Linked DNA regions of Homo sapiens: region 1 is linked to region 2. The links are chromatin loops, found by intact Hi-C in ENCODE. Cell type or tissue: Caco-2. All regions are shown on one strand. Each heading gives the region's core, and the rest is flanking DNA. Links, peaks and the distances in the headings are about the cores only.

Region 1 (15,253 bases), core at 7,067-11,066, 90 kb after region 2:
GATAAGGAAATAAAAATGACTTCTGAGAGAAGAGAAAAGGATTTTAGAAGAACAAGTGCAATAGATGATTCTAACTTGAGAGGTGGTTGCCTCTTCCTGCCTTTGCTGGAAAATGTCACAACGTTTTTGTTTTTTTCCAAAGACTGGTCTTGCTCTGTCACCCAGGCTGGAATGATCATGGCTCGCTGCAACCGTGAACTCTTGGGATCAAGCTACCCTCAGCCTTTTGAGTAGCTGGGACTACAGATGCACACTGCCATGCCAGGCTGATTTTTTTAAGTTTCTGTAGAGACAGGGTCTCACTATGTTGCTGAGGCTGGTTTCAAACTCCTGTTCTCAAGCTATCCTTCTCCCTTGACTTCCCCGAGTGCTGGGATTACAGGCACGAGCCACTGCACAGACCTTTCACAAGATTTTAACAAATGACTGTTGTTAATAAGGACAAAAGACTTAAAGCCAGGTGTTCAAGACCAGTCTGTGCAACACAGTAAGACTTTGTCTGTACCAAAAGAAAAAAAAATTAGCTGGGCATGGTGGCATGTGTCTATAGTCCTAGCTACTCAGGAGGCTGAGGTGGGAGGATCATGTGAGCCCAGGAGTTCAGGGCTTCGGTGAGCCATAATTGCACCACTACATTCCAGCCTAGGTAACAAAGCGAGACCCTGTCTAAAAAAAAAAAAAAAAAGGACAAGAGACTTTTTGGGGTTCATAATGGGGAGGGAAGAAGGAGAAAGTCAAGTCTATCAAGCCCAGTGATGAACATAAATTGTGTCAGGTCAGACCAAAGACTCCTTAAAGTAAATCGTTTATTATTTACCTGTTTGTTGATATAGATGCATATTTTATGCCATTTTTATTTAATAATTGTGACTACTCTTTTTTTTACAGATGGGGAAAAGGTGCTATTTAACTTTCTACAGATCGTTTAGTGGGAGAATAGGGAACAGACAGACTAATTCTTAAATTTGTCTGCAATGACTAGACTTTCCTTCAGATGATGGTTTCACCCTTTCCTTTCCTTTCCTTTCCTTTCCTTTCCTTTCCTTTCCTTTCCTTTCCTTTCCTTTCCTTTCCATTGCTTTTTCTGTCTGTCTGTCTTAGGTGGGGTCTCACTCTGTCACACAGGTTGGAGTACAATGGCACAATCACAGTTTGCAGTCTCCACCTCAAATGATCCTTCCACCTTAGCCTCCCAAGTAGCTGGGACTACAGGCACACGCTACCACACCCAGCTGAATTTTAATTTTTTTTTTTTTTTTTTTTTTTTTTTTTTTTTAGAGACAGGGTCCTGGGGTATGCTATTCTTCTACCTCAACTTCCCGAAGTGCTGGGATTACAGGCTTGAGCTTACCATGCCTGGTTTCTGTCATTTTCATTGTTGTTTCTACTAGTTCAACACACTATTGGGAAGATGGAATATTAAGAGTGTGTATGATATGACTGGAAAGAACCATGCATTTTCATTACTTTCCACCTTCCTAAGTGTCACAATTTAAGTCTTTGCCAAATGCAAATGGAAAGGAATGGGCCATGTAGACATTCCCCGGCTGGCCTCGAATAATGCTGACAGCATACATCAGCCACTCAGCACTTTTCCAAGTAGCAGTTAATGCCCGGATACTCAACTTTAACCCAGGAAAAAGAGGTCATCTTTGGAAAGAAAAGCATGTCAAAGATCGTGCTGGTGGTCTGCTGGGAGAGGTTGTCTTCTGAGATTTCCTTTAGCTCAGTGTCAGCACCCTCTTTGGGGATAGAAATGCAAGTGCTTTTCTGACAAGGAATGAACTATATGTAGATTCATCATTGCAATCGAAGAGAAAGAAAATTTTTTTAAATGTCAGAGTGTTGGAAGAAATCATAATAATTAACTTTTTTTAGCATTTACCAAGTGTTAATTAGGCACTATACTTAGTGCTTACATAATTGGTTTCATTTAATCCTTGAAATAATCAGACCTGACCAGGCATGGTGGCTCACGCCTGTAATCTCAGCACTTTAGGAGGCCAAAACAGGTGGATCACCTGAGGTCAGGAGTTCGAGACCAGCCTGGCCAACATAGTGAAACCCTGTCTCTACTACAAATACAAAAAAATTAGCCGGGCGTAGTGGCGGGCGCCTGTAGTCCCAGCTACTTGGGAGGCTGAGGCAGGAGAATGGCGTGAACCTGGGAGGCGGAGCTTGCAGTGAGCCGAGATCCCGCCACTGCACTCCAGCCTGGGTGACAGAGCGAGACTCCGTCTCAAAAAAAAAAAAAAAAATACAAAAATTAGTCGGGCATGGTGATGCACACCTGTAATCCCAGCTATTCGGTAGGCTGAGGCAGGAGAATTGCTGGAACCTGGGAGGTGGAGGTTGTGGTGAGCAGAGATCACGCCACTGAACTCTAGCCTAGGTGACAGAACGAGACTCCATCTCAAAAAAAAAAATTAGTAATAGTAATCAGAGCTACACCTCATTTTTCTCCTAAGATTTGGTTCTTTCTTTAGTAGATGTTGTGATTAAAACACCTGTAAAATTACATCCTGTCTCTGACCTATACTTTACCGTTATTTTACTACATTATAAAATATTCTGTCTGACCCGAGTTTCATGTGGGCTCAAATATGCCTTGTTTTTCTGCACAGTTCCTCTTATGCCATCATTTATTGCAATGAAATATAAAGATAGAGGCCAGACGCGGTGGCTTACGCGTGTAATCCCAGCACTTTGGGAGGCCGAGGCGGGTGGATCACCTGAGGTCGGGAGTTCAAGACCAGCCTGACCAACATGGAGAAACCCCATCTCTACTAAAAATACAAAATTAGCCAGGGTGGTGGCGTATGCCTGTAATCCCAGCTACTCGGGAGGCTGAGGCAGGAGAATTGCTTGAACCTGGGGGATGGAGGTTGCGGTGAGCCAAGATCACGCCATTGCACTCCAGCCTGGGCAACAAGAGCGAAACTCCGTCTCAAAAAAAAAAAAAAAGAAAAGAAATATAAAGATAGAAAATGCCTGTTCCAGACTCTGCCCCTTGCACACTCAGAGCTATGTAGGTGTAGTTGGTGGGACTTGAGAGCTAAGCATATGGGAAAGTCCTGCTCACTTCCGTAGAGCCTCATCATTAGGCTAGACACCCGTAGCCTAGTGTCATAGGCTTAATAATGGTCCCTAAGTATGTCCATACCCTAACCCCTCGAACCTATGACTGTTACCTTATATGACAAAAAGGACTTTGTAGATGTGATTAAATTAAGGAACTTAAGATGGGGGACATTATCCTGGATTATCACTGTGGACCCAGTGTAATCACAATAGTCCTTAAGAGGAATGCAGGAGGTAGAAAGAGAGAGGGAGAAGGCCATGTGATGCTAACAGAAGCAGAGTTGGGAATGATGCACTTTGAAGATGGGGGAAGGGGTCAGAAGCCAAATAATATAGGAACCCACTAGAAGCTGAAAAAAGGTAAGGAAGTAGATTCTTCCTCAGAGCCTCCAGAAGGAACAAGTCCTGCTGACACCTTGACTTTAACCCAGTGAAACTGGTTTAAAACATGTAACCTCCAGAACTATAAGAGAGTAAGTGAGTGTTATTGTCTTAGTTTGGGCTGCTATAACACGAATACCATAAGTTGGGTATAATGTTTATTTTTCATAGTTCTGGAGCCTGAGAAGTATAAGATCAAGGTGCCTCATGAGGGTCCAGTGTCTGATAAGGGCCCACTTTCTGGTTTGCAGACGGCTGTTTTCTCTTTGTATCTTCACATGGTAGAAAGAGAGGAAGAAGTCTCACTATCTCTTTTTACACGGGTACTAATTCCCCCAGGAGTGCTCTACCCTCATGACCTAATTGCCTCCCAAAGGCACCATCTCCAAATACTATCACACTGAGGATTAGGGTTTTAAAATATGAATTTTGGAGAGATACATTCAGTTCATAACAGTTATTTTAAGCCACTAAGTTTGTGGTAACTTGTTACAGCAGTAGTAGGAAATTAATACACCTGCAGTTAGTGTAAAATTTAAGTCTTGTGAGACAATTATGCAGAGCAACTGTCAAAATTGATATGCACACAATGCAAAATGCAGGACATGATAATTCTGAGTTCTTATGATTATATGTTGCTGGGTACCACCCCACCATAAGACCTCTTGTCTTTGTCCTATCTTACCACTACTAGCACTTCCAAACCTCATAGATGCACACACAGGAACAAAATAGCTTTTCTCCGGGTGATGGTCTTCATTCTCAGAACGAGAATAATTTAACATTGTTTTCACAGAAGGTCTTAGGGAGAAAAAACATCTTTGATTTAGTCTTATCAGCTCTTAGCTCCAAACTTTGTCTTCACTCGTGATGTGCTGAAGGATTCATGCAAAATAGAGTGCTAGGATACCAAAGGTAAACCAAAGGAAAATTTATTTGTTTTGTTCTTTGTTATCTTAGGATAGTAAAAGTAATTAATTTGCTTACTCTTTTGTGCATGTCTGTGAACCAAACTTTGGTGTGCTTGATATTTAATACTAGTGGAATCTTTGCAATCAGGAGCTGCATAAAAGGCTTTGGTAACTTCTATGGCTAAACAAAGAAGAATCCCAGGCACTGTAGTATAAGGAGAGTGATAATCTCAATTAGAAGCAGTATCTCAAGAAATACACTAAAATGATGGTGGAAAAAGAGAAATTTTAGTAGAGTATCAACTACTAAACTTTTTTTTTTTTTTTTTTTTTTTGAGGCAGAATCTTGTTCTGTTTCCCAGGCTGGAGTGCAGTGGCACGATCACGGCTCACTGCAGCCCCCATCTCCTGAGCTCAAGTGATCTTCCCACCTCAGCCTCCCGAGAAGCTGGGACCACAGGTGCATGCGCCACCATGCCTGGATAATTTTTTAACTTTTTTAGATATAGAGGTCTCCCTGTGTTGTTGCCCAGACTAGTCTCAAACTCTTGGACTCAAGCAATCCTGCTGCTTCAGCCTCCCAAAGTGCTAGAATTAAAGACGTGAGCCATGGCGCCCAGCCACAAAACTTCTAAGGAGCATTTTATTACTAACATCAACTTAAAAAGGCAGTTATGACATAGAGTGTTCTGGTAATTAAAGTATTCATATGATTGGGAGTAGCTCTGTATCAACAATTGATTTTCAAAGACTATAACATTAAAATTCAGTTAATGCTGAAACTAACTTGCACATAATTTATTCTAACTTCAGGGATTCAGATCTTATACAGGATTATGTTGTGCACCTAAAGTATCACTGAACAACTGAAATACAGGGAAGAGGGTCTTTGCATGTCTGCCCCTAGTGACCACCAGTACCTAATTTAGTGCCTGATTAGCCCTCAAGTATCCAAAATGCTGAAAAATATTTTCTTATGATCACTGTTAAAATGTAAATCACAATAGTTACCTTTTCTCAGAGAAGAGTATATGTGGGTTACAGCAAATTCTAAAATAAAAAACAAAAGTTATTAGAGTAAAATGATTAGCCTTTTCAGAGTCTGTGTATGACTTTTCCGTACCTCTTCATGCTGAGGATTAAAATAGTAAAGTTGAGCTAAGGAAATAGGCTTGAGAGTTTTCAATAGCATCTTAATTTGAAATCACAGTTGGAGATTTTACACTATTCTTAGGAAATGTTCTGTGTCTACATGCACTCAATTAAAATGCCTATATTTAGGCCAAATCACTTCATTGTGGTTATATTCCTGGAAGTGCTCTCCTTCCCCTGACTTGCATTTCCAGGAATAATGTTACCACTCAGGCCGATCAGAGAAAAACAAATGGAAATGATAAAAATATTTCTACTAATTACAATAAACAGTTAAAAAAATAAGAAAAGTAAATGACAAATGTTCACACAGAAAGTGAGCTACTAAATGAGTTCCTTTTGGACAGTTATTCCTCTTAAAAGCACAATTTAGAATTGCTCAGTCACCCACCATTTAGTCATTGAACGTTAGAAACTGAAAATCTGTAGGCATGAAATTGCACTGATTCAATCTCTTCAAGAAATGTAAAATGGGAAATGTTAGAATATGCAGTACGTATTATATATAGGAAATATTAGAAAGTAAACTAGGCAAAATTCTTTATCACTTTTTATTACCTCCTGAATAGAAGTAAATATTTCTGGGTACACTATTCTAAACAAAAACGAACAAAAAAATTTTTGCTTTTTTAAAAAAAAATTATCTATACGATTTTCTGTTTTGATAGTATTAATATATTAAATAGCTTGATCTAGAGATTTAAAAAATGGGAGAGCCATCATTATCACTGAATATTTTAAGGTGGAAGATGGTCAGTTACTGTGAAAATCCTGCCAGTTCTGAAGACTATGTGTACAGAGAATGTCATCGACAACTAGGCTCATTAGGATATAGATTATATGTGAACTGTAATACTAGACCATTAAGAAGTATGGGTTTGAGAAGTGTTCATATAATAATTTGCATATTTCATCATAAAAATGAGGTTTTAAAAAATTATTATTTATAAAATTAGCCAAAGTGATTTTTATTATTTTGTAAATGATTAATTCAGTTTTATTTTATAGAAATACAATTATATATAAAGTAATATATTAATACACATATACACTTTATAATATACTTGAACTTGTGATCTTAGGTGCTGAATAGTAGGTCTCTTTATTGAGTTGATTTAGCATCGTCTTTTCAGATGGTTTCATTGTTAATTAAGTCATCCTGAAGTAAGACAGGCAGATTAAAAAATGTGATGTATATCTCTATCTTTCAGCTCATTGCTAATTTTAGGGATATATAGTAGTCTAATCTTACATATTATTTTTCAACGGTATTAGGATGATCAAAGTAACAGCTGTTACTGAAAATTTCTTTAGGGACTTGAGTGATTTAAAATAATGTGCCTAAAATACCAGTTTCCCCACTTAGTTTGCCTTAATTATGATCCTCCAGGCAGACTCTACATCTGTCTTTCAAAGAGTGAAAACAAGTTGATGTTTTTGTATGACTTTTAGCTTTGACTAACAATTACACTTATATTTTAAGTGAGCTGGTGAGAAAAAATATTGTTAGTGTTCACCACTGAGTTTAAGAAAACTTAAAATTAACATCATGTTTTTACCCCTGTTAAAACAAACCTCTGAGATTTCACCATCAGGATTTGACAGTTAACAATTAACAAGCGTTTGAAGAATGCTCTTATCACTGTTTCCCCCTTGAGAACTTTGTAAGCTTTGCATGTAAATGCAAACAAAAATTTTAAGGCTTTTGATCTTGGGGGATTTGATGAAATCTTCACATCTCCAGACCAAATTTAAGGATTACATGCTACAACAAGTACACATATCAAAGGATGACAAGTAACAGTAAATATGTAGTATTGATCCCAAATAGAAATATAGATGGATTTTTATCTTATGATGACATTTTAGTCTGAGTAAACAACAAAAAGTCACTGGGATGGGTGGCAGTGGTAAGAAGATGGCAGATGTCTATCTATTGATTGTATTCATATTCATATTTATATTCATTTATATGCAAAAGAAAGAACACAGCTCACTCAAAGGCTTCATTTACCATAATCCTTAAAAAAAAAAAACACAAAAACTTGTTCTAAGCGGAGTAAAATTCAATTCTGATCAGACCTGGGTCACCAGGGAGTTGATATCCCAAAGGCCTTTTTGTTTCCCTTGTGTCAGGATCTGAGTGAGCTGGTATTTAGCTGTGAGAGCATAGGAAGCCTCTTGCTAAGCAAGACAATGGCCAGGGCTTATGGAATTACTATAGCTCTACATAGTAATTGTCATTCTGAGTGATGATCTATGCAGTCTCTCTCTCACTTGGTAGCAGTGGTAGCAAGTTGACCTGGTCATTTCAGGTTTAAGAGTCATTGATTGGCTGGTGATCAACAAGGCAAGACATGAATCTACTTGACATTTCACTTAACAAGCATCTTAAATGTATGCTCTAAATCAGTCTTTTTCCTTTCTTTGCTCACAGTTTAGCAATAGTAGCATGCAGGGACATATCACCTTGTTTGCATCTGGTAGTGACTGTAGGAAAAAAAAAAGGTCTCCCACAATCTTATGTAGATGTTTCACATTCCACAACTATTAGAGAAGTTGACTGAACCACAGCAGGTACGAAAATGATCAGAAATGGATGTAGTTGTCTCTAAGGAAGAGGAACAGGAAACGAACCTGATCCTGTTTCTTTTATACAAAGGGCTAAATTGTTGCTTTCTTCCCTTGTATGTTTTAAATACTGAGAAAAATGGTACTTAATAAGAAAATGGCTCCTCTTTGGAGTTCTCCATAGGGTTTACACAAATTTGTATATATGAAACTTGAGAAATTTCTTTACCTTTAATGTAAACTCCTTGTGACAAGGAGCATATTTTTGTTTACATGCTGGATACATACTTTTGTTGTCTTCTATAAGCCTTTATGTCTAAACTGAAGACTGCCCAGGCTCAGTGGTGGACATTTGGAAAATGAGATTTAAAAGGAAATGGTAAGGCAGCTAAGAATAATATCTGGGAAGAGGACAGAGTAAACAGAGGGAAATTCTCAGTGAGATGGTAATCACACTCTTTGGCTTTTGTTCATAGGAGCTGTCCATGGAACTGGAGAGATTTTGATCTTAAATTCTGTACCCACTTACTCTGGATGCTATGATTGATACATCTCACAGGGCAAAATAGATAGAGCTCACATATTATTTTATTTATCCATGCACACATATATCCTTAGTTTTCTAAAATGTACATATAAAGTCTTGCAATGTTGGTTTATATTGTAAATAGTTTCTAAAAGATAATTCCTTGTAAAAAGTGCCATCCACAGTATTCTATAGAGTATAATTTTACATGATACAAGATTGGAGAAAGGTCACAAGACAAAAAAAAACTTTCAACATACAAGTTCTCAGTTGAGAGTTGTTTTTGGTAATTTTCTTTTTCTTTCTTTTTTTTTTTTTTTTTTTTTTTGAGACGGACTTTCACTCTTGGAGTGCAATGGCACGATCTCGGCTCACCACAACCTCTGCCTACCGGTTTCAAGCAATTCTCCTGCCTCAGCCTCCTGAGTAGCTGGGATTACAGGCATGCGCCACCACGCCTGGCTAATTTTGTATTTTAGTAGAGACGGGGTTTCTCTGTGTTGGTCAGGCTGGTCTTGAACTCCCAACCTCAGACCGCCTCGGCCTCCCAAAGTGCTGGGATCACAGGCATAAGCCACAGTGCCAGGTGGTTTAATTTTCTTTTTTTACTGTGGCTAAGATCATAGTTCAAAACTTTCATCTCAAGTAGGTATTCCCAACAATATTACCAATGTAGTGCTGAAAACTGTTAGAGGAAGCTATTATAAATATGGAAATTAAACGTACACAGATACCAAAGTTGGCAGTCAAAATTGAACACATAGGTAGTTTATGACTGACTAACTTTGTGTTAAGGCATTGTTCATAGGATAAAGTTTATTACTTAAATGTCACCTGTAATCCCAGCACTTTGGGAGGCTGAGGCAGGTGGATCACTTGAGGTCAGGAGTTCGCAACCAGCCTGGCCAATGTAATGAAACCCTGTATCTACTAAAAATACAAAAAATTAGCTGGGCGTGGTGGTGGGTGCCTGTAATCCCAGCTACCTGGGAGGCTGAGGCAGGAGAATTGCGTGAACCTGGAAGGTGGAGGTTGCAGTGAGCCCAGATCACGCCGTTGTACTCCAGCGTGGGCAACAAGAGTGAAAATCTGTCTCAAAAAAAAAAAAAAGAAAAAGAAAAAAAAAAGTCACCGTAAGGATTTAGGCCAAATATAGCCTCTCTTTATCTATTCCAGTCATTTACTCTGACCGTGGAAGAACTTTTATCAGTGCCAGCTTCCTTCGATACTGGCAGAACTAAAGCCACTCAGAAGTTTCAGGCTCTTAGCTTTCTATTGTACAGATGAAGACATGTAAATACCAACAAAATATTCAGGCCAAGGAATTGCAAAGACATACTTAAGTAGGGAAACAGAAAAAAAGTACCACTCATCTACGTGTCTTAAGTTTTAGGATATGCAGAATTTCTGATATGACTCTGCAATTCAAGAAACCCAGTGAATAAAGACCAATATACACAAATATAAACACAGTTAAACTGCAAATATAAACATTAACATACAATATACATAAATATAAACAGACTACAAATTTTTAGTAACAGTTTCTGAACAATATCCTTGTGGCTGATTGTATTATTTTTCTAGAAATTTCTATTGTAAGAGAACATCTTATGAACAGAAGTGCTGTACTTCAGATCCTAGTTTAAGACACACTGTATATTTCCTACAGTCGTTGTTCTTTTCCCTCTGCCCATGAGAATGAGATGATTCAGGGAATGTCCCAGATAGGGTCCACTGCATCAACCTGGGCCAAGGAATGAAGACCACAGGGGCAAAGCTGCAGCTCACATAAAAAGTAAGCAAGAGGGCCGGGCATGGTGGCTCACGCCTGTAATCCCAGCACTTCGGGAGGCTGAGGTGGGTGGATCACCTGAGGTCAGTAGTTTGAGACCATCCTGGCCAACATGATGAAAACTTGGCTTTACTAAAAATGCAAAAAATTAGCTGGGCGTGGTGTCAGATGCCTGTAATCCCAGCTACTTGGGAGACTGAAGCAGGAGAATCACCTGAACCCAGGAGGTGGAGGTTGCAGTGAGCCACGATCACACCTTTGCACTCCAGCCTGGGCAACAAGAGCGAAACTCCGTCTCATTAAAAAAAAAAAAAAGTGAGCAAGAAACAATCTTTTTTAAGTATTGAGATTTTTGGAGTTATTATTGCTGAATAATATAGTAGAAGCTGACTGATATACTTATCAAAAATAAAATGTTTTAAATGTTTCAGTAAAGTTCCTCAGTTACCTTCAGTACTCTTTCATTGATAAATCTTTCTTGGTTATACTGTATATACACTATAGGTATACTGTGTTCGAAGTACAGGAAGCTTCCATTCTTGTGGGGCAGAGAGAGAAGAAAGGAAGTGCACAATTAAAATAATTGTGTAATAATTTCATGAAGGAGAGAAATAAAGTGCTGGGGATGGAGGTTTAGGGAATCTAGAAAGGGTGGTAATGAAAGATCTCCTTGAGAAAGTGACATTTAGACCAAGACCTGAAGTATGAGAAGCTGGCTATATGAAGAGCATTCTAGGTCAAGGAACAGAAAATGCAGAGTCTCTGTGTGTCTCCTCAGCTTCCAACTTGACTGGTGTCTAAAAGATAATTATGTTCTAAGACATTTCCTGAAAATCACTTCAGAAGTTAGACTTGATCTTAGTCCATTAGAAATGCATGGGATTGCACTGCCTTTCTTAAATAGAGCAAAATGTAAAAAGAATCTTCTCATTTGACCATAGCATACTGGGCATAGGAATATCGAGGGATAATGGTAGCAAATGCAGAAACCAAGGTGAAGGGTAATTTTACTTTCTCTGTCTGAACAATATCCCAAGGCAGCCTCCCTGCTAGTCATTTCCTAGTTAGTTAGAAATTTCTTGTCCTCCCAAGAGTACTCTGGAGCAGGTCTCACAGAGTTCAAAATCATATAAATAAATAAATAAATAAATAAATAAATAAATAAATAAATAAATAAATACTATGGAGTATCAAACAACTCTACAAAAAGTCCCATGCCACTGAGGACCTACGCTTTCTAGGATTAACTCCAAACTTGTTTGGGAGGAGTAGGGTCTGGTGTTCTGCTGGATATTAATTGTCTAATCATGTCACGCACACAAATGCTTCCAATAGAATTGTGTTCATCCTGCATCTGGAACAAAGCTGGAGAACTGCCTGGACCAGATTTCCAAATTCTCGGTTCCTCTTAATGTTGACACTGACATGGATCTGTGGAGAGAGGACTCTCATAGCCACCTGTGTAGGCAGGGAGATTAACAGGAAAAGCAATTAAATTCATCTCAATTCAGATGACTTCTCCCAAATTGCCATTCCACCACCCTTTCTCTCCCCTAAGGGAAAAGATGCAGGAAAATAATTCTTGACTTGGCTTTGTACTCTAAATTCTGCATTTCTGTGACCCCTAGCTCTACGAGTATGCAAAGCTGGGTTGGGAAGACAGCCAACTCTTTGCCTATTGCACCTGGTCCCTTAAAAGATAATTTATATATGAGGCAAAGGAAGGCATTGGGAGTGTTCTCTCTAAAAGGGGAAAAATGCTTTTAACTTTTACAGACATAATCTATAGACAGCAGCAGACAATTTATATATATAATTTCCCACTTGATGTAGTAGTTAAACTATTTTATCTGGCTTTTGCAATGATAGAAAACACTCCTATATGGCTCCAATGTATCCACAATATAAAGTAGAAATAGAATATAGACAGATAAAATTGCATAATGCTGTCATGAGGGTGATTTGAGAAACAGTTGCTACATTCCATTAAGAGCAGGGAGAGTACCTGCAGTCTTCTTAGAAGAAGCTATTATAGTCTAATTAGTGATGTAGGTAAATACACCAAGCCCTTCTGATTTTTCAAATTTATTTCATAAATGAATTTAAGGCACAATTTAAAAAATACAGTTAGTATTAAAGTAAATAGCACTTTTCTTTTCTCTTTAGCAAAATGGATGTAAAGCAACATAGTTTGTAAACCATTTCCCTGGCTAAAATGCTAATTACTACAAACAAACTAATCATCATTTGAATGAAGAGTATTCAGACTGAAAAACAGGAATACTAAGGTAATTGCTAATTATGCCAATTTAAAATTGGTTGTCAAATATCAGTGTAAAATAAATGTGAAAAATTAAATAAAAGCCCTGTATACAATTCATGTAAAATATAGGACATTTACAAAATGTGTGCTATGGTTGAGTGACTTTGAAAGATAATACTGAAAAACAAATTTGGGGATGTACTGGATGTCCAATTAAAACAATGTTTTTATTGTTATTTATTTGTAACTGTAATATTAATATGTTCATTTCATATTTATTTATATTTTTTAGCTAAAACATAGAAGTACTTAGTACATGCCTTTCTTTGGATGACCTACTTAACAAGATAGCTTATTCTTACATTAACTGTCTTACCTAATTGTCTTCCATAATATAAACACCCTTCCATTAAATCTTTTAGTTGTTTTAGCTGATCTAGTGAAGTTGAAGTGGTTAGTATTTAGATGTTATTTTCTGTAGTAATGATCTAAACAGAGTAGAACAAAATAAAGGAATTTTATGTACTTAAAAAATAATGTTTTAAAAAATCCCTTCACTTTTACTTACTAATTGCATGTTGGTATGTAAAATAAGACCTTTATTTCGTAAACAGTTCAAAATTCTCAAATCAAGTGTGTTTATAAACATTACTTGAAAAACTTACCCTGTAAAGCATGCCAAACAATCAGAAATCTATATGAGAATTCTTCATTTGGGGGGCTAATATCAAATTTAGTTTTTATTTGCTTCAAAGTTACATATACACATAGTTTAAAAAATTAAATTGTCTACAAGCCTTACTTTGATAAATAGCAGGTCTGTCCTGTTTCTCCCTTTCTTCTACCCTTACCCCATTTCCCAATCACTAAAGAAAGCACTTTTAACTGTTTAAGCTGTTTCTCTTGATATTTGGCTAAATACCACTAAATCTTAAGCTGCTGCTTCTTGACTTTTTGTTTTTAGATGCATCTCTTGACTGCAAAAGTAAGAATTTATCTGTCTTTTAATCTTGTTGCCACCAGTATTCTCAATACTGCCTGGTACATTTCTAGTTCCCCATTTTCCTTACATAATTACTTTATTATAATTTTGTTTTGTTTAATATTTAGTACTTACATTATGACTACATAAATTCTATTCACAGCTGAACCATGTAGTATACTACAATAATTTTTCTTCCTGTATCACTTTTTAAAAATAATTTAATAATGCTCTTGTTTTAAATTTAATTTTCTATGCACTGATAACCAGTTTATTTACAAATCCTTCCCAAGTTATTCAAATCTTCTTTTAGTACATTGAAACATTTCAGAAATTCCATCAGTTTTATTTTTTGGGATCTCTCTCCTATGGCTTTCTGATTTGTTCTAGTTTGGGCCAGTTGTTCTTTAGGCTTGCTGCATAGCTGTTATTCTGGGATCTTCCTCCTTTACCATCCTCTAGGGTAAGGCAACTTTCTGTAAAGTAGGCTTTTTAGACCATATAGCCTTAGGTGCATCTGCTTAACTTTGCTGTTACAGCACAAAAGCAGCCATAGATGATACATAAATCAATAAGTGTGGCTGTGATCCAGTAGAACTTTATGAACACTGAAATTTTAATTTCATATAGTTTTTAGGTGTTATGGAATATTCTTATTTTTATTTTTAGAAATCACTTAAAAGTGTAAGAACCATTCTTAATTCTTGGGCCATATAAAAACAGGTGTCATGCTGAATTAGGCCCACAGGCTATATAGTTTGCTGACCCCTGCTTCAAGGAATTCACTTTGTCTCTTTTGTGTTGGATCCCCTGGTTTTCTGGATATTATGTCTTTTTTTTTCCTACTTCACATTCTTATTTTGATTGATCATATCTTCTAACAGCTTCCTAGAAATTTTTGAGATCTTAAATGACTGAAATCCATTATTCTATCTTCACATTTAATTAATAAAATTTATTATTTTTAAGGCATTTCTCCATTACCTGCTAGCTTCCAATGTTATTACTGAGAAGTCTGATGACATTCTCATTGTCAATCTTGTATTTTTTTTTAAATCTAAGATCTGTTAAAACCCTTTTTATTTCTGGCCTAGGGCTCTGAAATTTCATATTGATCTTCTTTTATAGAGATGTAGGTCTATTTATTTTTATCCATTGTGCTTGGTACTCCATGGGTCTTTTCATTTCTGGAAACTCAAGCTCTTCAGTGGTAAGAAGTTTTCTTGAATTTTTTCTTTCTCCCTTTTTTTTTTTTTGAGATGGAGTTTCACTCTTGTTGCCCAGGCTGGAGTGCAGTGGCATGATCTTGGTTCACTGCAGCCTCCGCCTCCCTGGTTCAAGTAATTCTCCTGCCTCAGCCTCCTGAGTAGCTGGGATTACAGGCATGCACCACCACGCTTGGCTAATTTTGTATTTTTAGTAGAGACGGGGTTTCACCATGTTAGTCAGGCTGGTCTCAAACTTCTGACCTCAGGTGATCCACCCGCCTCAGCCTTACAGGCATGAGCCACTGAACCCAGTCTCCCCTCCCCTCCCCTCCCCTTCTCCTTCCTTCCTTCCTTCCTTCCTTCCTTCCTTCCTTCCTTCCTTC
Region 2 (15,253 bases), core at 7,210-11,209:
CTGTCTCAAAAAAAAAAAACCCAAAAAACAAAAGAAACAAAAAAAAAAAAAAAGAAAAAAAATTCATGTGTTAGACTACAGAAGTACATTATCTGAACTGGGTCTTTATGAGTTTACATTCATTTCTCATTTTCACTGAAAGGTCTTAATATAAATATAGTCTATAGATATTTTCCGAATTCAGCAATTGTTGTTATTCCTTTTGAAAGAGAAACAGAGGTTAAGTGCCTTGCTAGGGTCATAGAGCTAAGAGGAAGTTACCAAGATTGCTGATTCAATCCTTAGTCATTAGACCAACTGTTAGTATATAATGATATATAACAATTGTTAACCTTTTGCAGCCTTTGAAAAACACACATGTGCATAGGAAAGGGAGCATGTTCTAAAATCAATACAAAGCTAAACCAAGATTTGATTAAGGAAGAGCTCATTAAAAAGGAAGCATTGATAACTACAGTATTTTTCATTGTTATCCCAGTGTGCTTACAAAGTATTACCTTATGATAAATACATATCATAATTTTCTTTTCCTTTTCAAAATGCAAAATGGATTTTTTTTCCTTTTATTTTAAGTTCAGGGGTACATGTGCAGGTTTGTTATATAGGTAAATGTGTGTCATGTGGGTTTGTTGTGCAGATTATTTCATCACCCAGGTGATTAAGCCTATTACCCTAAGTTATTTTTCCTGATCCTCTCCCTCCTCCCACCCTCTACCCTCTGATAGGCCCCAGTGTGTGTTGTTCCCCACAATGTGTCCATGTGTTTTCATCATTTAGCTCCAACTTATAAGCGAGAACATGCAGTATTTGGTTTTCTGTTCCTGTGTTAGTTTGCTAAGGATAATGGCCTCCAGCTTCATCCATGTCCCTGCAAAGGACATGATCTTTTTTTTATGGCTGCATAGTATTCCATGGTGTATATATACCACATTTTCTTTATCCAGTCTATCACTGATGAGCATTTAGGTTGATTCCATGTCTTTGCTATTGTGAATAGTGTTGCAATAAACATACACACACATGTGTCTTTGTAATAGAATGACTTGTATTACTTTGGGTATATTCCCAGTAATGGGATTGCTGGGTCAAATGGTATTTCTGTCTTTTTTTTTTTAAATGTTTCTTTTTATTTATTTATTTATTTATTTATTTATTTATTTATTTTTATTGATTATTCTTGGGTGTTTCTCGCAGAGGGGGATTTGGCAGGGTCATAGGACAATAGTGGAGGGAAGGTCAGCAGATAAACAAGTGAACAAAGGTCTCTGGTTTTCCTAGGCAGAGGACCCTGCGGCCTTCCGCCGTGTTTGTGTCCCTGGGTACTTGAGATTAGGGAGTGGTGATGACTCTTAATGAGCATGCTGCCTTCAAGCATCTGTTTAACAAAGCACATCTTGCACCGCCCTTAATCCATTTAACCCTGAGTGGACACAGCACATGATTCAGAGAGCACAGGGTTGGGGGTAAGGTCACAGATCAACAGGATAAGAATTTTTCTTAGTACAGAACAAAATGAAAAGTCTCCCATGTCTACCTCTTTCTACACAGACACAGCAACCATCCGATTCCTCAATCTTTTCCCCACCTTTCCCCCTTTCTATTCCACAAAACCGCCATTGTCATCATGGCCCGTTCTCAATGAGCTGTTGGGTACACCTCCCAGACGGGGTGGTGGCCGGGCAGAGGGGCTCCTCACTTCCCAGTAGGGGCGGCTGGGCAGAGGCGCCCCTCACCTCCCGGATGGGGCGGCTGGCCGGGCAGGGGGCTGACCCCCCCACCTCCCTCCCGGACGGGCGGCTGGCCGGGCAGAGGGGCTCCTCACTTCCCAGTAGGGGCGGCCGGGCAGAGGCACCCCTCACCTCCCGGACGGGGCAGCTGGCCGGGCGGCGGGCTGACCCCCCCCACCTCCCTCCCGGACGGAGCGGCTGGCCGGGCAGGGGGCTGATCCCCCCACCTCCCTCCCGGACGGGGTGGCTGGCCGGGTGGGGGGCTGACCCCCCCACCTCCCTCCCGGACGGGGCGGCTGGCCAGGCAGAGGGGTTCCTCACTTCCCAGTAGGGGCGGCCGGGCAGAGGCGCCCCTCGCCTCCCAGAAGGGGCAGCTGGCCGGGCGGGGGGGCTGACCCCCCCACCTCCCTCCCAGACGGGGTGGCTGGCCGGGCAGGGGGCTGACCCCCCCACCTCCCTCCCTGACGGGGCGGCTGGCCGGGCAGAGGGGCTCCTCACTTCCCAGTAGAGGCGGCAGGGCAGAGGCGCCCCTCACCTCCCGGATGGGGCGGCTGGCCGGGCGGGGGGCTGACCCCCCCACCTCCCTCCTGGACGGGGCGGCTGGTCTGGCGGGGGCTGACCCCCACCTCCCTCCCGGACGGGGTGGCTGCTGGGCGGAGACGCTCCTCACTTCCCAGACGGGGTGACTGCCGGGCGGAGGGGCTCCTCACTTCTCAGATGGGCGGTTGCCAGGCGGAGGGTCTCCTCACTTCTCAGACGGGGCGGCCGGGCAGAGACGCTCCTCACCTCCCAGACGGGGTCGCGGCCGGGTAGAGGCGCTCCTCACATCCCAGGCGGGGCGGCGGGGCAGAGGCTCTCCCCACATCTCAGACGATGGGCGGCCGGGCAGAGACGCTCCTCACTTCCTAGATGGGATGGCGACCGGGAAGAGGCGCTCGTCACTTCCTAGATGGGATGGCGGCCGGGCAGAGACGCTCCTCACTTTCCAGACTGGGCAGCCAGGCAGAGGGGCTCCTCACGTCCCAGGTGATGGGCGGCCAGGCAGAGACGCTCCTCCCTTCCCAGACGGGGTGGCGGCCGGGCAGAGGCTGCAATCTCGGCACTTTGGGAGGCCAAGGCAGGCGGCTGGGAGGTGGAGGTTGTAGCGAGCCGAGATCACGCCACTGCACTCCAGCCTGGGCACCATTGAGCATTGAGTGAACCAGACTCCGTCTGCAATCCCGGCACCCCGGGAGGCCGAGGCTGGCGGATCACTCGCGGCTAGGAGCTGGAGACCAGCCCGGCCAACACAGCGAAACCCCGTCTCCACCAAAAAAATACGAAAACCAGTGAGGCGTGGCGTCGCGTGCCTGCAATTGCAGGCACTGGGCAGGCTGAGGCAGGAGAATCAGGCAGGGAGGTTGCAGTGAGCCGAGATGGCAGCAGTACAGTCCAGCTTCGGCTCGGCATCGGGAGAGGGAGAGGGAGAGGGAGAGGGAGAGGGAGAGGGTTTTCTATGTTTCTTACAGCGGTATTTCTGTCTTTAAGTCTTTGAGGAACACTGTCTTCCACAATAGTTGAACTAATTTACACTCCCACTAACAGTGTGTAAACATTTCTTTTTCTCCACAACCTCACCAGCATCAGTTATTTTTTGACTTTTTAATAATAGCCACTGACTGGTATGAGGGGTATCTCATTGTGGTTTTGATTTGCATTTCTCTAATGATCAGTGATGTTGAGCTTTTTTCATATGATTGTTGGCCACATGTATGTCTTCTTTTGAAAAGTGTCTGTTGATGTCCTTTGCCCACTTTTTTATGGGTTTTTTTTCTTGTAAATTTGTTTAAGTTCCTTGTAGATGCTAGATATTAGACCTTTCTCAGATGCATAGTTTGCAAAAATTTTCTCCCATTCTGTAAGTTGTCTGTTTACTCTGTTGATAGTTTCTTTTGCTGTGCATAAGCTCTTTATTTTAATTAGATCTCACAACATGGATATTTTTTAAAAAAGAAAACAACTCCAAAATTACATTACTCTAACTTAACTATTCACTTGTTTATGAAATATATTGCTGTTTGTGGATTGCTTTTTAGACTTTGCTCACACCCATGATTTTTTCTTTACACAATTGCAATTATAATGTACATACAACTTTTTCTATGGAATTTTGTTATTTTATTTTACATTGAGATTTAAGTAATTTCCTAAGGACCCATATGAATTGAAAATTTGCAAACTCATAAACAAAGTCTAGGCATTCTCATAATCTATCACATACTGAGACCATTTTGCAACACAGACACTTTGTTAAACTTTGTTGTTTTCATACAGAGAACCTGCTGGAATAATGAAATTAATTCATTAGATATAGTTGTGAAAGGAGAACAGCAATACAAAAATTCTCAGTGACATTTCAGAATAGAGTCAAGTATGAACAGGCCACTTGGTGCAGAACTGGCAGAATGGGAAGGAATAAGACTGTAATTGACCTGAGGTCTTTGAAATGATCATTATCATGAGAGACTCTGGGTAAATTAAGAGAGAAAGTCCATGCTCATGGGCACTCCATGGTAGGTATATGGGGTGGAAGATATTCCAGTAAAATGTCGTGTATCTCGAAAGTCCCATGTGGCGATAATGGTCCTCAACAGGCATGCAAAACATAGGTACAGAGAACCCAGAAGCTTGTGATATTTGAAAACCAGCATGGTCAGGTTGGCAAACCCTTGGTTCAGGACTTATGATCTGCTGCAGGATTCTCTTCCCTGCGAGGGGCCTGACAAGTGTATGGGAGGGTCCCAATCCCCAAGGACTGAAGTACCAATTTAAGTTCAGGGAATGAGACCATCAAGGATTTACTTACTGTAATTGGAAATTTGGATGGACACTGATGATCTATGGAATAAGACCAAAGTGCTCTAGATAGAACTGGGCTATTTGAGCCAGGGATAAATTGAGCTTGGTTCCATAGTATTGAGTGAAAACTCATTAAATCACTATTGTCTAAGGTCAGAATTGATGGTAGACACAGGGGTCAGAGTTGAGCTCAAGGGTGGGGAAGTAGGGGAAGAGAATGAGGACGGGTGTGGAATGCTGTCAAAATCAAATAGCTTGAACTGTGCGGAGGGGTGAGAAGAATGGGGAACCTGCCAGGAGTAAATTGTCTGGATGTGGCTGAAATATCCTGGTAATTTTTAATATTCTGTAAAGTTTTAATATTCTTTACAACTCAAAATGGAAGTCAGAAAATTTCTTAGTTTCAGGGATACTTAGGGTAAAAATTACCTGAGATCTTTCAGTAAAGAAGGACAAGTATTCAGGCAAAATAGTGTAATTACTGTACCAGTTATGCAAAGCTTCAGTTGCCATTTTTAAGTGGTTTGTCTTAAGTGGTTAAGACACAATCAAACCAGCTTTTATTTTTCCTGGAATAGTCTCTTTTCTTCTAAATAAGTGCTTGAAGTCTTCTTCATTTAGAATAATGCATATTATTCTATGCATATAATAATGCATATTATTAAAATGATATGCATGATTTGCTTTTCCCCCTTTTGACTTTTACTCTCTTGTGCTATTTGATTGACCCAACCCTAACTGTAGATATCAGCAGTACTCTGACCAGGCAGGTAATTTTTTAAAGAATTATAACTGTGGTAACTATATAATTTCTTGTCCAAACTGGTACACTTGCGAGAGTGGAAAGGGGTGCTATTAATAATTAAGCTGAGACAACTAGTATTGGTCAAGACTGTCACAAGCAAACTAGGATATATGGTCACCCTAGTATTGGGACATAACTCTCCTTGGTTCTCAAATATTTATGCATGTCTTGTGAGCAGAGGCACTGCTAGCCTCTTATTCTGGACTTTTTTTCATGAATTTTGGTATAGCAAACAGCCTTGGAAGAGAGAATGTCTTTCTCTGGAGCAAAGGGAAAAGACTGAGGTTTTCTAAGCTCAGGGTTACTCTTCTGTAATACAACCCAGTGTGTGTGCACATGTCTCGTAGCCCTTGTGTCACCCTGTGGGAACTGGGGCTTGGGCTACTGCCACAAGAAAATGAAGATGCTCTGGCTACTGCCATTGCTATTAGTAATAAACTGTCACTTGTCTTTGATCCAGGAGTCTTGTGTCTTCTGTCAGCACCCATGAAACTAGCAGACTAGTTTGCAGACTGGTAAGGTAAAGTCTCAGACCTTCACAGTTCTTGCTACCTGGTATAATTATAAATCACTGTGTAAGTGTAAGGTATTACTACTACTACTATTGTTTTTCTTATTAATTCAGTAGAAATTTTATTCTGTGCATTTAAGAATTTATCTTCCAAAAAATATTTGAAGACTTTAACAGCAGAAAAAAAAAAAACACAGGCATTATTGGATCTGGTCTCACAGATGTCAGATAGGCTCTTTCAACTAATAAGATTAAACATGTAACTATTATGATTAACAATTAAATTATAATAAAATAAATTATAACTTTATCTTAATGCAATGTATACTTTATTTGCTTAGTTCTATTATAGATTGATTTCTTAAAACTATGTAGCATATTTTGAATTCAAAATGTGTGTGACTAAATTTTTTCTTCTAGCATAATGATCTGTAATTTCAAGAAACATGTAATACGATGTAACAAAAAGCATGTAATAAAACATGTCAGATTTTGAATTTCCCTTTCTTCTGCCTTACCTTAGCCTACATGCTTTTTTTCCTCTTGAACTTTCTTTAACCTTTTGTAAATATTCCAAGAGAGAGGCAGCCTTACAAGCCACAGCATTTTAAGGTGGCAGATAATTGCAAAGAGATATACAATGCACACTAATGATAACGTTTAGTACTTAGGCAGTGCTTTAAGACCATTAACCAATTAATTCACATAGCACCCCATATGAAGCAGTAAGTAGTATTATTTCCACTTATATAGAAAATGTGTATATAGAAGCTGGCTTACTTTCCTGAGACATTAGAGCCAGTGAAATCTTGAAAACAAATTAAAATTCTCCTGTGTTCAAACTACTGAAATAGGCTCTGTTCATAATAGAAGTTTATTTGAGAGTCCTTGGAGAAAAGCTTTATTTTTAAGACTATATGTCTTGTATCCATTCATTTTCTTTATTTTGCAAAGCATTTTATTGAAATTCCCTTGTCCAAAAAAAAGAAATCCTTTATTAGCCAAATGTTTTGAATTAAATGACTTTTTATAGCAATCACAAGACATTATCCTCATAAGAACTCTGTGACAAACTTTACAGTTATAATAAAATGATACAGGGTTTCTATATTAGTTTGTATTACTTTAAGGATCAGCAGTTAATGTTATTATTTTACTCTTTTTTTTTCATTTTTTACCTGTTTATTTTACATGTGAGGTTGCTGGATGTTAATTTAAGCTGTGTTAACTTATAATTTTTTTTCACATTTTAATAATTTAACTTTATTTTTTATTGTGGCAAAATATGCATAACATTAAATTTACCATTTAACTATTTAAAATGTACAATTTAGTGTCATACACATTGTTTTGTAACCATTATCTCCAGAACTTTTTATTTTACCCTTATAACCAAATCTCACATACTGAAATATTGGAATTTTTCATATCAAAAGGATGCACAGTTCATTTATTACCTGTTTAATTTCTAAATTATCTGTATTAGAATGGTGATGAATTGTGTTAAACTATTTCTTTCTGCCTCTGCTTGTCTGATTCTCCTTGCAGTCATAGGAGAGATGGCTTGTTGGATGGAACAAGGTATGAAATTGTGACTAGAATAAGGCCAAAAGATCCTTTTGGGAATTGAGTCCTTGACCTCACTTCCTTGCACTAATAAACTGAGCTAATTAGCCACAGTGCCTGTTGCAGTATGGTACAACTTGGCAGTTGCTTTTCAATAAGTCAACTGTGTTGTGGTATCACTGGTTTAACAAACACTTCTTAAGCACTTACAATGTGCAGGCAATGGGCTAGATACTCAGTGTACAAAGGTAAAAGAAATACATTTCTTGGTCCGGCACGGTGGCTTACGCCTGTAATCGCAGCACTTTGGGAGGCTGAGGCAGGCGGATCACCTGAAGTCAGGAGTTCGAGACCAGCCTGACCAACATGGAGAAACCCTGCCTCTACTAAAAATACAAAACTAGCTGGGCGTGGTGGTGCATGCCTGTAATCCCAGCTACTTGGGAGGCTGAGGTAGGAGAATCGCTTGAATCCGGGAGGCAGACGTTACAGTGAGCCGAGATCACACCATTGCATTCCAGCCTGGACCAAAAGAGCAAAACTCCATCTCAATTAAAAAAGGGACATTTCCCGTCCTTGAAAGGACTAATGATCACCTATATGTAGCAAGTAAAATTCTGCATTTGTAAATCAAAATATATGCTTTCATATACTAACCACACTTTAGAAAGGTTTCAGTGAATATCCATAGACAAAATAGTCAAACCATTCTGTACAGATGAACTACCTTCTCAGCTCATCACTGTTTCTCTTATTGGTAAAACATAACATGTATGTGCCAAAGAAATGGTGCATTTTGGCATAATGGGAACTGGTATATTACAGTACATTTTGTTTCTTCTCAAAATAGCATCACTAGCAGCTCTTATCCTTGACCTGATTTGGGCACTTGATAAGGCATTTGGGTCAGTTAGATGTGAGTGAACAAATTCAATACAAAGACATAGTCATAAAATTAACTTGGGAAAGAGCAATGACATAGTCAAATAAGGCAGTTTTTTTATTCAAGTTCTCTAAAAGGAAGATTTGGGTTTGGAAAAAATTTAAAAGTTAGATTTTTTTCTCCTTGGTAAAGACTATTTGCTATGTAAATTAAATCAATATAGATATTACTAGAAAGAGAATGGGAATTGCAAACTCCGGTAAGAGATGTGTTTTAAAAAGTGCATGAAAATTACCAGAAAATGAAAAACAAGTATTTTAATTTTATATTTAAGGTAACACAAAATCATTCACATTTAGAAACATGACTTTATGGAATGAGATTTTCTGACAAGTAGTAGACATTTTCTTTTCTTCCTCTTCTTTTTTTTTTTTGACAGGGTCTTGCTCTGTTACCCAGGCTGGAGTGCAGTGGCACGATCTCAGCTCACTGCAGCCTCTACCTTTTGGGCTCAAACAGTCCTTCCACCTCAGCCTCTTCAGTAACTGAGACTACAGTCACCTGCCACTATGCTTTGCTACTTTTTAAATTGTTTCTTGTAGAGATGAAGTCTCACTATATTGCCCAGGCTGGTCTCAAACTCCTGGGCTCAAGCGATCCACCTGTCTTGGCGTCCCAAAGTGCTGGGATTACAGGGGTGAGTCACCATGCCCCACCCCTCTTCTTTTTGTAAAAAAAATTTCCCCCAGTATGGAAACGTTAAGTACCATTAAGTACATTTGAAAAACTTGTGAACCTTGACATTTGATGATGATCTAGAAAAATGCTTAGGCTTGTTGAACACATGGGCAAATATGATTCTTTCAAACAGAGCAAGTTTACTTAAGAAGGTTAATGTTCAGAAGTGAGTGAAAGAAAAGGTAGCTTTGGATTCTGAAATACTCTTAAAGATAACATTAGCATTTATGACACACCTATAGAGACAGAAGACAGGTTCTTACAGTGAGTGAGAATATATTTGAGTAATAAAAAGGAAAGGAGTGACATTTTTACTCACTGGTTAAAATTATTGAAATTATTTTTAAGTTAGGACCAAAGAAATCTGGTTTAAATTAAATTACATTAAATTATTTATTTTTGATACAGAGTCTCACTCTATCGCCCAGGCTGGAGTGCAGAGGCACCATCTCTGCTCACTGCAACCTCTGCCTCCTGGGTTCAAGTGATTCTCGTGCCTCAGCTTCCCAAGTAACTGGGATTACAGGCGTGCACCACCACACCCAGCTAATTTTTGTATTTTAGTAGAGACGGGGTTTCACCATGTTGGCCAGGCTGGTCTCAAACTCCTGACCTCAAGTGATCCACCCACCTCAGCCTCCCAAAGTGCTGGGATTACAGGTGTGAGCCACCGTGCCTGGCCTAAATTTTATTTTTGTTGTCTAACAAGTACTGCCTGAAGTACAACATAGTCTGATTTAGTTAGTTTATTTTTATTTAAGAAAATGAGCTATCCTAGAGCCTATATAATAGTGAAGTGATGCAATCCAAAGATACAATATTCATAGCTCTTAAATTCATGTATTTATATAGCTTTTTAATTACTGTTGAAAGTTTATCTTTCTTTTTATTATTTGTTTATTTATTTTGTCTTTTTTTGAGGTGGAGTCTCACTCTGTCGCCCAGGCTGGAGTGCAGTGGCACAATCTCAGCTCACTGCAGCCTCCATCTCCCGAGTTCAAGATATTCTCCTGCCTCAGCCTCCTGAGTAGCTGGGAATACAGGTGCGCTGCCACACCTGGCTAATTTTTGTATTTTTAGTAGAGATGGGGTTTTACCATGTTGGCCAGTCTGGTCTCGAACTCCTGACCTCAGATGATCCATCTGCCTCGGCCTCCCAAACTGTTGGGATTACAGGCGTGAGCCACCATGCCCAACCTTATTATTATTATTATTATTATTATTATTATTATTATTATTATTATTTTGAGATGGAGTTTCACTCTTGTTGTCCAAGCAGGAGTGCAATGGCGCGATCTTGGTTCACTGCGACCTCTGCCTCCCTCCCGGGTTCAAGTGATTCTCCTGCCTCAGCCTCCCTAGTAGCTGGGATTACAGGTGCCTGCCATCATGCCTGGCTAATTTTTTTGTATTTTTTTTAGTAGAAATGGGGTTTCACCATGTAAGCCAGGCTGGTCTCGAATCCACCTGCCTCGGCCTCCCAAAGGGCTGGGATTACAGGTATGTGTCACCGCACCCAGCCCTATTTTTTTTTTTTTTCTTGAGATTGAGTCTAGCTCTGTCACCCAGGCTGGAGTGCAGTGGCGTGATTTGGCTCACTGCAACCTCCGCCTCCCGGATTCAAGTAATTCTCCTGCCTCAGCCTCCCAAGTAGCTGGGATTACAGGTGCCCGCCACCATGCCCAGCTAATTTTTGTATTTTTAGTAGAGACGGGTTTTCACTGTGTTGGCCAGGCTGGTCTGGAACTCCTGACCTCATGATCCGCCCTCCTTGCCCTCTCAAAGTGCTGGGATTACAAGCGTGAGTCACCATGCCTGCCCCCTGGTCCTATTTTAAATTTTTTTAAGAGACAAGGTCTCACTCTGTCACCCAGGCCTCAGTGCAGTGGCATAATCATAGCTTGCTGCAGTCTCAAACTCCTGGGTTCAGGCAATCCTCTTGACTCAAGCCTCCGGAGTAGCTGGGACTATAGGCACACACCACCATACCCAGCTAATTAAAAAAAAATTTTGTAGAGACAGGGTCTTGCTGTGTTGCCCAGGCTAGTCTTGAACACCTGACCTCAAGCAATCCTCCTGCCTTGGCCTCCCAAAGTGTTGGGATTACAGGTGTGAGCCACTATGCCTGGAGTCTTTTTATTTTCAAGGTAATGTGTACTTAACAACATTTGGAAAACATAAAATAATATAGAAAAGAAACTACTCATTCTCTTACCTTGGAATAACTTTTATTAGCATTTTAGTGTACTTGCAATCATTTTTTTTTTGGTGAATTGATGTTTCTTTTTTATATATTGTCAAGATAGATGTACAATTTCGATGCTACATTTTTTCTTTTAACACTTCATCTTAAACATTCCTCATTTCTGTAATTATATCATCTCTTAAAATAATGTTTATAATTTAAAAATTATTGTATAATGTTTCATCAAGTCAATATGCAGTAATTTACTTAGCCATTCCCCTTTGTTGGATGTTTAAATTATTTCACATTCATTATTATTAGATGTAATATCTGAACATTGTTGTGCTTAAAATTTTTCCATGTTTACATTTTTTTCCTTAGGATTAAAAACTGGAAGTATAATTAGTGAATAAGAAAAAATAAGACCAGGTGCAGTGTGGCTCATGCCTTTAATCCCAGCACTTTGGGAGGCCTAGGCAGGAGGATCACTTGAGCCCAGGAGTTCAAGACCAGCCTGGGAAACATAGTGAGACCCCATCTCTACAAAAAAATTAAAAAAAAGCCAGGCATGATGGTGCATGCTTATACGCCTAGCTACTCAGGAGGCTGAGGTGGGAGGATTGCTTGAACCCGGGAGTTTGAAGCTGCAGTGAGCTATTATCATACCACTGTACTCCAGCCTGGGTGATAGAGTGAGACCCTGTCTTTTTTTTTTTTTTTTTTTTTGAGACAGAGTCTTGCTCTGTTGCCAGCCTGGAGTGCAGTGGCACGATCTCAGTTCACTGCAACCTCGGCCTCCTGGGTTCAAGCAGTTCTCCTGTCTCAGCCTCCTGAGTAGCTGGGATTACAGGCATGCACCACCACGCCTGGGTGATTTTTGTATTTTTAGTAGAGACAGGGTTTTGCCATGTTGGTCAGGCTGGTCTCAAACTCCTGACCTCAGGAGATCCACCTGCCTCGGCCTCCCAAAGTGCTAGGATTATAGGCGTGAGCCACTGTGTCCGGCTGACCATGTCTCTTAGAAAAAAAGAAAAAAGAAAAAGATTTAAGGCTTTTGATAAACATTGCCAAATTGCTTGCCAAAGAATGTGCTATGGTCTGAATGTTTTTGTTCCCTCACCAAATTCGTATGTTGAAACCTAATCTCCAATGCAATAATATTAAATAGTGGGGCTTTGGGGAGGTGATTAGGTCATGAGGACTCTGCCCTCATGAATAGGATTGGTGCTTTTATAAAAGAGGCTTGAGGGAGCCTTTTTGCTCTTCCACTATGTGAGGACTTAGCAAGAAGACACATCTGTGAAGCAAAAAGCCATCACCAGACACTGAATCTGTCGGCATTTTGATCTTGGACTTCCCAGCTTCTAGAACTATGAGAAATAAATTTCTTTGTATATTACCCAGTCTAAGGTATTTTTAAAAATAATAGACTGAATGGACTAAGACAAATGTGCAGTAGTTTTCAAAAACGCTTTTACATATGTTATCTGATTTGATGGCATAACAAACTCTACTTAGGCAGGGCAGATATTATTAGGCTCACTTGCTAGATGAGGAAATTGAGGTACATAAAGTATGAATGTATTAAGCAGGCTTATTCACCTGACGCTTAACAGAATTTGAACTAGGCATTGTGTGAAATGCAAAATGAATAAACTCAAAGTCGAGTTGACGAGATAGATATAGACACCAGTAAGTATAAAACAAGATGGCCTAAGAGAAGGTACAGAAGAGGTAAGAAGGACAATGAATTAGTGCCCAGATTTCTCTGGGTGCTGAGATCTCTTTCAGCCAGGGCCATGTGAAAACACTCTGGGGTGGCAGATGAGGGTAAGGAGGCATATGGAAGAGGGGGTGCTTCTGAGTTGGGCTGTACAAAACTGAAAAGGATTTCCATAAGGCCTGGTATAGAGATAAGGGAGCAGTGGAGGGGTATAGCAGGTTATTGCAGATAGTGCAAGCAAATGGATGTGGGGAGAATAAAAGAGGATATATATATTTTTTTATTTTTATTTTATTTTTATTTTTGAGACGGAGTCTTGCTCTGTCGCCTAGGCTAGAGTGCAGTGGTGCCATCTCGGATCACTGCAACCTCTGCCTCCCATGTTCAAGAGATTCTCCTGCCTCAGCTTCCCGAGTAGCTAAGATTACAGGCGCCTGACACCACATCTGGCTAATTTTTGTATTTTTAGTAGAGATGGGGTTTCATCATCTTGGCCAGGCTGGTCTTGAACTCCTGACCTTGTGATCCACCTCCCTCGGCCTCCCAAAATGCTGGGATTACAGGCGTGAGCCACCAAACCCGGCCAAAGAGGTAATATTTTAAAAATAATTTTTAGTTAAACAAACAACCACTTTTGTGTTTTAGAAATACACTTATTTTTGGCTGGGCGCGGTGGCTCACCCATGTAATCCCAGCACTTTGGGAGGCCGAGACGGGTGGATCATGAGGTCAGGAGTTCAAGACCAGCCTGGCCAAAATGGTGAAACCCCGACTCTACTAAAAATACAAAAATTAGCTGGGTGTGCTGGCAGGTGCCTGTAATCCCAGCTACTCTGGAGGCTGAGGCAGAGACTTGCTTGAACCCGGGAGGCGGAGGTTGCAGTAAGCCAAAATCATGCCATTGCACTCCAGCCTGGGCGAGAGAGTGAGATTCCGTCTCCAGAAAAAAAAAAGAAAAAAAGAAATACACTTATTTTCTTGGACTGTGGTAGAAGGATTTTGCTAAAAATATTGTTTCATCCTATCCTGTTACTGGCTTTCAGTAAATCACAAAGTGTTCACTTGTAATACTTTTCTTTAAAAATAAACATCCCAGGATTGTTTTCATCCTTTTTATTAATTAACCCCTAAGCATGGTGCTAAAATACTGGGCTTGTTTTTTTTGTACTGCATGACCAAACTCCTATATTTTGAACCACTTAAACACTTCTCATGAGAGCCAGACATCCCTAGTAGTGTGTGCTCACAATAGCTAATGGCTTAACAAGCACTGTCAGGCAGCCTCACATTTCAGCTGCTCGTTTTGCTGAAGGCAGATAATTTATGCTACATCCCACAGCACAGACCAAGTACATAAAACCAGAGAGGAATGTTAATGGAAAAAATTACAAATTCTTAAAGTGACAGGGCTTTTATAGTTAACTCTTTTAATCAGTTTGCAGTGTTATCAGGTTATGTGAAAGTTTGAATGAAATATGGAAAATGATAAATGAAAGAAGTTTGTAAAAGGCAACAAATACAGTATATTTGATTTAAAACATAGGGCAGTGTTTGGCACATAGTAGGCATTCAGAAATGTTTTTTGAATGAATAAGTGAGTGGGTGTATTTTTAATTTCTGATGTACTTAATATACATTTTATTTTGTTACTACTAAATTTTACTGAACTGGCAAACTTTTTAAATATGTGGAATGAATTGTAAGACTGATAAATCTTTAAGCAAATGTAGTTTAATTTTTGCTAGAATTTTTTGAGACATTTGCCTTATTTTATGGCTATGACTTAATTATAAATATGGGCAGAATATTAATCATAGCTGTCAGACAATTCAGATTTTTCAATTACCTCAGATAAATTTTCTGCTTAGTTTAGTTAGAGCACAATAGTAAGAGCAAGATTGTAGGGTGGACCAATCTAAAAGTGTTATGATACCCTGGGTAAATTAGTTCTTCCTAGGAAAGACTGACACATTTTCTTCAAATAGAAAAGTTACTTCTGGTAAGAGCAAGAACTGATTCTCAAAAAACACTATATTTTACTTTCTCTGTTCAGAGAGTTAGGCTTTCAATTTGGTTAACAAATAGCCCTCTGATTTTTTTTTTGTAATAAAGGAAACAGTACCTACTAATTATTAAGTACTTTTCATTGGTAGTGACTGTACTAAGGCCTGTACTGAGACAGGCATTGCCTCATTTATTTTTATCCTTACTCCAACATTATGAGGTATATACTATTATCATCCTCATTTTACAAATGTGGAACAGAGGCATAAAGCC

The links. A loop is a pair of places that touch in the nucleus more often than their neighbours do. Peaks named below come from ENCODE experiments on the same cell type or tissue, not always from the same donor. Only the 100,000 strongest peaks of a DNase experiment are listed, where the experiment ranks them.
Region 1: a loop joins it to region 2, with 3 times the contacts of the local background. A loop is called at or near these places in 1 of 110 quality-filtered maps.

Annotation. Positions count from the first base shown.
Region 1 is chr7:26,941,485-26,956,737 of GRCh38, reverse strand. No RefSeq gene overlaps it. Among named protein-coding and RNA genes, the nearest start is that of SKAP2, 85 kb to the right of the region's middle. In Caco-2, for the core only: no CTCF peak of the experiment used is centred there; no DNase peak of the experiment used is centred there.
Region 2 is chr7:27,032,047-27,047,299 of GRCh38, reverse strand. No RefSeq gene overlaps it. Among named protein-coding and RNA genes, the nearest start is that of HOXA1, 56 kb to the left of the region's middle. In Caco-2, for the core only: no CTCF peak of the experiment used is centred there; a DNase peak (open chromatin) is centred at 9,019.